Linked DNA regions of Homo sapiens: region 1 is linked to region 2. A link is a contact called in ENCODE Hi-C or POLR2A ChIA-PET data. All regions are on one chromosome and are shown on one strand. Each heading gives the region's core, a stretch centred on a gene start or an enhancer-like site at or near the end of the contact. The rest is flanking DNA. Distances are from core to core; before and after follow the strand shown. Region 1 overlaps SLX4IP (SLX4 interacting protein). Region 2 overlaps SLX4IP (SLX4 interacting protein).

Region 1 (4,264 bases), core at 290-2,789, 99 kb after region 2:
GACTCCCTAATTATTTTCTCCACTTGCCAGCTCAACTTTATTTTGCAGCTATAAAAACTAAAGTACCAAAGAGTTAAGTGATAAACCCCCATTTAGCCAGCCAGTCAGTGCTGGAGAAAGAGACACGCTAAAGGCAAAAACTTGTGACCTTCAGTGGGAGTTCTGTTAACCAACATCCAGAGGAGGAAGAGGAGGAGGAGAAGGAGCAGCGACCACCCAGCTCAACACCTTCGATTTCCAGTAGCTGCCAGCAGACTCACATTGAGATACGGCTTTGGAGGAAAAACCCAGTCACCTCTCTAAAGTACGTAGGAATCAAGAGACAGCAGACTTCTCAGGCTTGAATTCCTAAAAGCCCATCTTCATCAGAACACCCACAGTGATAGCACAGAGAGTTCATTAGTTAGCAGATGATTTAGAATTCAATACTCATTTTCCCAAGGATACAGTGTCATAACGGGATGAGGTTCCCAGACTAGTTCACAAAAGCTGTTACTATCATGAGCTCTGAGTCTTGGAAAGAGGAGGCCTTAGTATCTGTATCTCAGGGAAATGGCAAGAGCTATTCCTTCCACATCCCTGGGCAGAAGGCCAGCTCAGAGCAGAATTTTGAAATGAGACAATCATCTGTGGTGTGTTCTCTCTAGCTCTTAGACCCTTTTCCCATCAGTGCCCAGGGCTACTGTGGGCTCTCTCCTGGTTAGCCCTACTCCCTGCGCAGCTGGACTTCATGTTTACCCACCTCTCTCCACCATGTCCCTGTTCAGGCCCACATGCTCAGTCAGGTGAGATGTTAGGAAAGACATTATCCTTCTTTCATCATCCCGAAAGAGGTCTGTCTACCTTCCCACAGGTGTTGGCACTTTTCAACCACAGGCCTTTGTCAGAGAAGGCATTTTTTTTTAACAAGAAGACCTCCTAAAGTGGCCCAACTCTGCCTTGGATAATTCCTAGTATGTTTTCTCTATTTTTTACAGATGTTTCCCTTCTACTTTTAAACTGGAGTTACTAGCCTATGATTCATGAATTCCTTAAAATTAAAAAAAAAATGTGTATTTTTATGTTTTTTTCTGGTCAAAGTTAAATAGCTTCTATCCAATTCTCAGAACAGTTGATAAGCCTCACAATGTCAAGTGTTGGCCCAAACCCATAAATTCTTCAAAATGTCCAAGTTTGTCACACTTGTTTGGCACCAGAGATTTGAGCATAGAGGCTAAGGTTGGTCAGGATATATTTTTAGGTTCTTGAGGGTAGGTGAATGTAAACTGGAAAATCCCTGTGAAATGTATACTTCCTGCAAAATAACTTCCTTGATTATTTTCACCGATTTCATGTTTAGGGTGATACTGTTTGCAGCCACTTATGGGTGCTTCCCCAGATCTACACAAGAGCTTCACTGGCATCAATTCAGAAGAAAAGAAAACTTTTAAAAAATAATTTTAAAGAGAAAATGAGAGTATTCACTACTAACCCAAATGACAGCATTATCAGCAGCCCTGGCTCACTTCCCCTTAGAGACCCGCCCTTTTCATGGGAAGGCAGAGAAGTGAAGTCCTCAGAGGACGGACTCTGGGCCAGACACGTGTGGAATGAAGGCTTGCCCCTCACTGTGGGAACTGGGCAGATGGCTTGGCCATCCAGAGCATCAGTATCCTCAAGTCTGAAATGGGGAAGGTCATGTCTGCCTCGTGCATGTCTCACGTGGACTCACATACCAGGTGCTAGCCCCTGTGCCAAGTGTTTTGCCTTTGGTCTCAGAACAAATGTCCATCATCATTGTCATCTTTAGAGAAAAACAACTTCAGTCCCAGTGGAATTCATGCGATGCCACTTTTCATTTCACCTCCTGTTTGCCTCAGTTCCCTTGAGTCAATACATACATGCTTGTGTGTTTCCATCTTTTCTTTTCGTTATTCATTGCGACTCTGTCCCACCTGTTTTGCCCTTTTTACTTAGTTATTATCAAAAAATTTAAAAAGTATTATTAGTGAAATTTAGGAAAGAGAGACTTCTTCATTTTAAAGACAGGTGGCTTCTGCGCAGCCATTTTGCCTTGTGGTCTGGGATTGTAGTCATTGTCATTCATGCTCTGTTTGCACTGCTTTTCTGTAACTAACTGAGGCTTTCTTATGTGTCATATTTCACATCGCTGATGCTCCTGAAAATCATGAGGTGTCCACTAAAGTATGGTTGTAACGTTCTTTTTGCCTCATTACAAATTAAAATGTTCCAGTTTCATACTTTAACATTATTATATGCCCCCCAAATAAGCTGATAATATATTACACTTTTAATCTGCTTTTATTGTTGGCAGAAGGTTTTAATTATTTGCAGAGGGCTGTCGCATACAATAACCTATTCAGTGCAACAAACCTGAGAAGAGATTGTATCAGTCTTGAACCTTTTCATTTTCACGAGACAGCAAGGCCAACTCAAAGCAGCTTAGCCAAAAAAGGAAGGTTTTTGTCTCATGCCCCTGAAAAGTCCAGGCTTTAGGTACAGCTTGATCAGAGACACAAAGAATATCATTAAGACTCCATTTCTCACCATCTTTGGCTCCAGATTCCACTGTGTTGGCTTCACTCTCAGCTTATGTGTGGTGGTTGGTCCCGGCAGCCTCAGGTCCATATCCTTCCAGCAGGGGGAGGTGAGGCCTCTTGCCAGGACAGCTGTGGCTGATGCATCTCTTTGAGGCTTGTTAGTTCAGTAGTTTGATTGGCCTGAGCCACAGGCCAGTTTCTGGAGTCAGGTAGGGAAACAAGGTCTCTTGAAATGCATGGACATGGATGGGGGTTGAAGATGTGATTTTCCAGGACAAAATCTGAGCATTGCTTCCAGGAACTGAATGAGTATCCACCATAGAGGCATTATTATCATCTCTCTTTTTATAGATGAAGAAACTGGTGCTCAGAGAATATGTCAGTTGTCCAAATATCACAGTCAGGTAGTGACCAAGAGAGGACTGGAGCCAAAGTGCTCTTCTCTTTCTATAAGTCCATATCTAACCATGATGGCAAATGATACTGTGGCCATTGGGCAAAGTGAAGAGAGTACTACTGCACAGGGAGCAGGCCTCCTAGACTCATTTCTGCCCCTGACTACATGCACGGCCTCAGTCTTTGTGGGTCTCATTCTTCTCATCCATCACATAGTGACAATACCTGCCCTGATGAATACTCCTTGGGGACCAGATGAGATGTTGGGAAAAGGACTTTGGGAATCATATGAGTTCTTCATGAATACAAGGCACTCTTGCCTTCTCTCCAGCCCCACATGGTTTGTGAAGGCATCACATTTGAAAATGTGTTCAACACTCTCCAGTTTCCAAAGTTGCTTCCTACACCTCACTGCATTTAAATTTCCCAAACAGTCCTGTAAGGTAGATGAGAAACCAACCATCAAGGGGTTGAGAAGCTGGCCCTGGGACAAGCCAACAATGAACATGAGACCTTAGACTCCACTCCGTTTCACCTCTGTGCTGGGACTCGTGTGCCAGGAGCCTCAGCCTGATTCGATCAACTCTGGGTGTATCATTCTCAGCAGATGTGATTAGGAGGAATCGAGAAGCAGTAACATTTTGAATATGCCCTAAGACTATGTTTTGTAATATTCTACTGTGAATTGCCTACTTTTCAAAATACTCTGGTTGGGTTACTATTATTATTATTGAGATGCAGTTTCGCTCCTGTTGCCCATGCTGGAGTGCAGTGGCGTGACCTCGGCTCACCTCAACCTCCGTCTCCCAGGTTCAAGCGATTCTCCTGCCTCCTGAGTAGCTGGGATTACAGGCATGCACCACCACGCCCGGCTAATTTTCGTGTTTTTAGTAGTGACAGGATTTCACCATGTTAGTCAGGCTGGTCTCGAACTCCTGACCTTAGCTGATCCACCCGCATGGGCCTCCCAAAGTGCGGGGATTACAGGCATGAGCCACAACGCCCAGCCATTAATTATTATTATTTTTTTAATCATCATGTTTTACCTTTTTTATTTAATCATATACAAATCTTACAAAAATGCTTGAAGTAATTTAACACCTGTACATCAGTACAAAACCTGGCTGAGTAAAATGAAGAGAGAATCTATTCAAGATCATTAAGACCAAATGTAAACTGGGAAGTATGTGGAAGATAGCTGTCCAGCAAGTGTCTGGAAGGTGTTCTAGCTGGGTAGAGAGCCTATTCTAACAGACACGCACATCGCAGAAAGCGGCATGAACAGAACCACATCCTAGATAAGAGTGCTGTGTACAGAAGATCCATGG
Region 2 (4,376 bases), core at 1,640-4,139:
TGCTTCTAACTCTGCTTCAGTTGCATTTCTCACTCTTTATTTATGAGTTCCATCCGCTGGGGCCTGGGAAAGGAGATAGTCAAATTAAGTAAATTCTGGGTACAGCCAAAGACGACTCCCAGTGAGTGGCTCTCCACTGAGGGTTCCCTGCAGACCCTGGGGCCTAACTTGGGGTGTCTGTTAGACATCCCAGCCTGACATTTTGATACTGGCTGGCAGACACATTTGGATTTATGGCCTTCCCAAGAGAATCATGCTGAGGTCAGTGCTGCTATGTGAGGCTCTGTAAGCATTCCTTAGTAGCTCTGTGATGGGTTAATCTCCCTCCTCCCACTCCGAGTCAGGGTGTCACTCCCTTTCCCCTGTGATTCTACCCACAACGTCTGACCTAGTGCCAGGGGCACGGAGTCTCTTTTAACTGCCATGGTAGTTGGCATCAGGTTGTAATTCAGCATTAGGGTACTCTGACTGTGAAATTGTTGTTCCCGGGTCTTTCAATTATTTCTGTTATTCAATTATAAAGATAGTGGGGAACATGGAGATAATCTCATTCCAGCTTATAGTTTTGCAGTTGAAGAAACTAAAGCCCTGAATGGAAAATGACTGAGATCACCGAGTTGATAGTCACCAGCAGAGCACCGTCCCCACTGTGGAACAGTGACCACCATGGGTGAAATTGCTCTGATTTTGGGCTGTAATTTATCTGAACCAGTAAGTTGGACAGCCTTGGCAACACTATAAAGTAGAGGGTCGCTCTCCTGTACCTCATTTCCCAAGTGTGGTAGGATATCGCCTTGATACAGACCAGATTCTCTTCCTGTTAAAGAAAAGTAGTTTGCAGCTGATTCACTATGTGGACGAAGATCCATCCAGAAAGATGTTCATTGCAGCATTGTTTACAGTGGTGAAAAAATGGGGACAGTTGGTCCCGCATTGGGATGATGAATACATTTTTTTTTTTTTTTTAAGCCACAGAGTCTCACTTTCTTGCCCAGGCTGGAATGCAGTGGTGCGATCATAGCTCACTACAAAGCCCTGGCTCAAGCAGTCCTCCCCTTCGGCTTTCCCAGTATCTGGGACTACAGGTGTGTACCACCATGCCTAACTATTTTTTAATTTTAAAAATTTCTTTAGAGGCAGGGCCTTGCTTTGCTGCCCAGGCTGGCCTCAAACTTCTGCCTCGGCCTCCCAAATTGCTGGGATTACAGGTGTGAGCCACTGCACCAGCCTGATGAATAAATTTTGACACAGCAATATAATAGAATATTATGCAGCTATTAACATTCTGTGTACAGAATTTTAAATAACAAGGTCATTGAAAAAGTCACTGGTCATTTTTGAGCCTAATGTTATAATATTAAGTCAAACAGGCAGAATTAAAAGGAAGAATAACAATATAATTTTAAATTTTTAAAATTTCCTTTTTAAAAGAAGAAAATGGTCAAAGCATTTACTAGTCACTCTTCTTGATTGGTGAAGGGAAAGAGGCTGTGTGCCGTCCATGCACTGGATACTACATCTGTCATGTCTGTGACACTGCCATGTGGTTTTTACCCTTGATTTGTATTCAGACTGAACAAATGATCCCCAAGCCCTTAGGGTGCTAAAGAGTGCATGAGCCATACTCCTTGTGGCCACACACACCTTTCATCCTGGATAATGGGCAGCTGGGGCCACAGGCCCATTGTGCAGTCAAGTATCTTGCTTCCTGCTAGTATCAGCGGGGAGCACGGAGCCCTGCTGGTGGAGCCTGTCCAGCTCTACTAAAGATAGAGCAAGCTGCAGTGAAAGAGAGCCTGGCCATGGCCTTAGGTGCCTTGCAAATTATTGTTGTTATTATTATTATTATTATTATTTTTATTATTTTTTTTTTTTTTGAGATGCAGTCTCGCTCTGTCACCAGACTGGACTGCAGTGGCGCAATCTCGGCTCACTGCAACCTCCACCTCCCGGGTTCAAGTGATTGTCCCGCCTCAGCCTCCCAAGTAGCTGGGACTACAGGCGCCCACCACCATGCATGTCTAACTTTTTGTATTTTTAGTAGAGACAGGGTTTCACCATGTTCGCCAGGATGGTCTCGATCTCTCGACCTCATGATCCACCTACCTTGGCCTCCCAAAGTGCTGGGATTACAGGCGTGAGCCATCGCACCCGGCGGTGCCTGGCAAATTATTAATGGGCCCAGGGTGAATGGACGCAGCATGAATTGGGCACACTGTACCTTTGAAGGACCCTGCCAGCCAAAACCACTGGGCCTGTTGTTGGAGACAGGGCCGCTTCCCGGGTGACTTTATCAGAGAACCTGGCTTTGGTGCCGTGTTCTTGTCCCTCCATTTACCTTTTTGGCAAAATGGAACCAAGTTGTGTCCTTATTCTGTTCTGAGTTGATGGTGGTCCTTTAAAACTTAAAAAGTTTGCAATATGTTGTTCTCATAATCTGCTGACACCTATTTACTCTCTGGTGTATCCTACATATTTCCCCGTTCTTAAGATGGGGCTGATGGTGTGCGTTCCCAAAGCTTTCTTCATCATAGTCTCAGATAAAAACACATGGCACTGGCAGTCTTAGTCAGATCCTCACTCTCCTGCAATCCCTTCTGAATCCTCCATGCCATGGGGCTCACACTGCCCTAGGGATACTGTCAGGGATGTTGAACTCCATGAGACTGTCTGTTCACCTGACTCCCAGGCAGACAGTAAGGCGATCAGGCTTTTCCTTAAGTTGAGCTGAAAGCTGAAATCTGCCTCCTTGAAACCTACCTCCAGCTGTTTTAATTTTGCCAGCAGAGTATGTCCAGCTCTTCACCAGTAACAGCAAGCACAAATGACTAATTTAAGAAAAGCAGTACAGCAGCTGGACGTGTTCCATCTTCTTTGATGCTCACCACCTCCCTGTGAGGAAAGTACTCTTACTACCCCAGCTTCGCAGATGACACTTGGAAAACGTAAGGACCCACAGTTAGGTGGCCAGACTGAGAGCAGAGTGCTGAGTCACCACACGGTGCTGACTCACCCTCTTCACGTGACAGCCCTTCCTGTGTGTGGAGACCACAGTGGTTTTCTTCTTCTCTAGTAAATAGTTGAGTTCCTTTGACCATTCCATGTGTAATAATGTTCATTAAGTATGAAACTAAAATTTATTGAAATTTAACATGAAATTGTTGCATAGTAAAAACTCATGCCTATCATAAGAGAAGTAATTTGGTATTTTTTTCTTGTCAGATAATAGCATACAAATGTGAGATTATGGGATTGGAAAGCAATGTCTCTGAGTTACTTGAGTCTAGAACAGGGGTTGGCAAAATTTTTCTGTAAATAGCCAAATAATACATCCTTTAGACTTTGTGAGTGATAGAGTTTCTGTTGCATTAACTCATCTCTGCCATTATTGCACAAAAGCAGACATAGGCAATATGTAAACAAGTGAGCATGGCTGTGTTCTAGTAAAATGTTATTTGCAAAAACAGGCAACAGCTGGGTTTTGACCTTGGCTTATAATTTTCACTTAATGGGGTTTTTCTTGATAATGAGAAAGAATTTACAAGTGGGTGCTAAGTAGGAGAATCCTAGATGTTTTGTTATAATTATTAATAGCACCCCTTTTTAGTTTCAAAAATGTCTTGGTCAATAAATTAACGTATTGTCATCCTGGTATTATGTCACTTTAAGTATTTTTTTTTAAAGAGATGGGTTTTGCTCTGTCAACCAGGCTGGAGTTCAGTGGTACAATCATACCTCTTCTGGGCTCAAATGATCTCCTGCCTCAGCCTTCCAAGTAGCTAGGACTACAGCTGTGCCCCACCATCCCTGTCTAATTTTATATATATATAGGTGTGTGTATATATACATTATATATATATAAAATATATATAGTATTATATATTATATATAGTATATATAGTATTTTTTATATATAGTATATATATTGTGTATATATATTTTATATATAGTATATATAGTGTATATATATTTTATATATAGTATATGTATTGTGTATATATATTTTATGTATATATATACACACACACACTCTATATATATATATATATATATATATATATATATATATATATATAGTTGTTGTTGTTATTGCCTAGGCTGGTCTTGAACTCCTGGCTTCAAGCACTTCTCCCTCCTGCCTTAGCTTCCCAAAGTGGTAGAATTTCAGGTGTGAGTCACCACACCCAGCCACTTTAAATTTCTTAATGAGACTAAGGTGAAATAGAAACTTTGGTTTATGTCCTTACCATGGTCAGTCATTTTTTGTTACAACAGAACTTTTCTGCATCAGGTGACTTTTCCATAGATTTCTATCCTGTCCTAGTCCAGGAAGAGGTCCTGGCAGTGAAGGAAAACTCAAGGAGGGAAAACGAAGA

The links. A loop is a pair of places that touch in the nucleus more often than their neighbours do. ChIA-PET counts read pairs that join two places held with the same protein, here RNA polymerase II (POLR2A). Pooled maps may share reads with other maps.
Region 1: a pooled map shows a loop between it and region 2 (2.3-fold over the local background). The contact joins two enhancer-like sites. A Hi-C loop is called at or near these places in 6 of 50 pooled maps. POLR2A ChIA-PET finds 5 or more read pairs at or near these places in 2 of 52 experiments (MCF 10A and activated T-cell).

Annotation. Positions count from the first base shown.
Region 1 is chr20:10,608,895-10,613,158 of GRCh38, forward strand. All of the region lies in intron 6 of SLX4IP (SLX4 interacting protein), which reads left to right. Among named protein-coding and RNA genes, the nearest start is that of MIR6870, 39 kb to the right of the region's middle. Within about 2 kb of position 1,540, at least 12 of the 41 ENCODE cell types and tissues checked have a DNase peak (open chromatin) inside an H3K27ac peak, as active enhancers do.
Region 2 is chr20:10,508,747-10,513,122 of GRCh38, forward strand. The region is part of intron 2 of SLX4IP (SLX4 interacting protein); the gene reads left to right. Among named protein-coding and RNA genes, the nearest start is that of SLX4IP, 76 kb to the left of the region's middle. RefSeq lists enhancers at 2,675-3,154, 2,895-3,189. Within about 2 kb of position 2,890, at least 29 of the 41 ENCODE cell types and tissues checked have a DNase peak (open chromatin) inside an H3K27ac peak, as active enhancers do.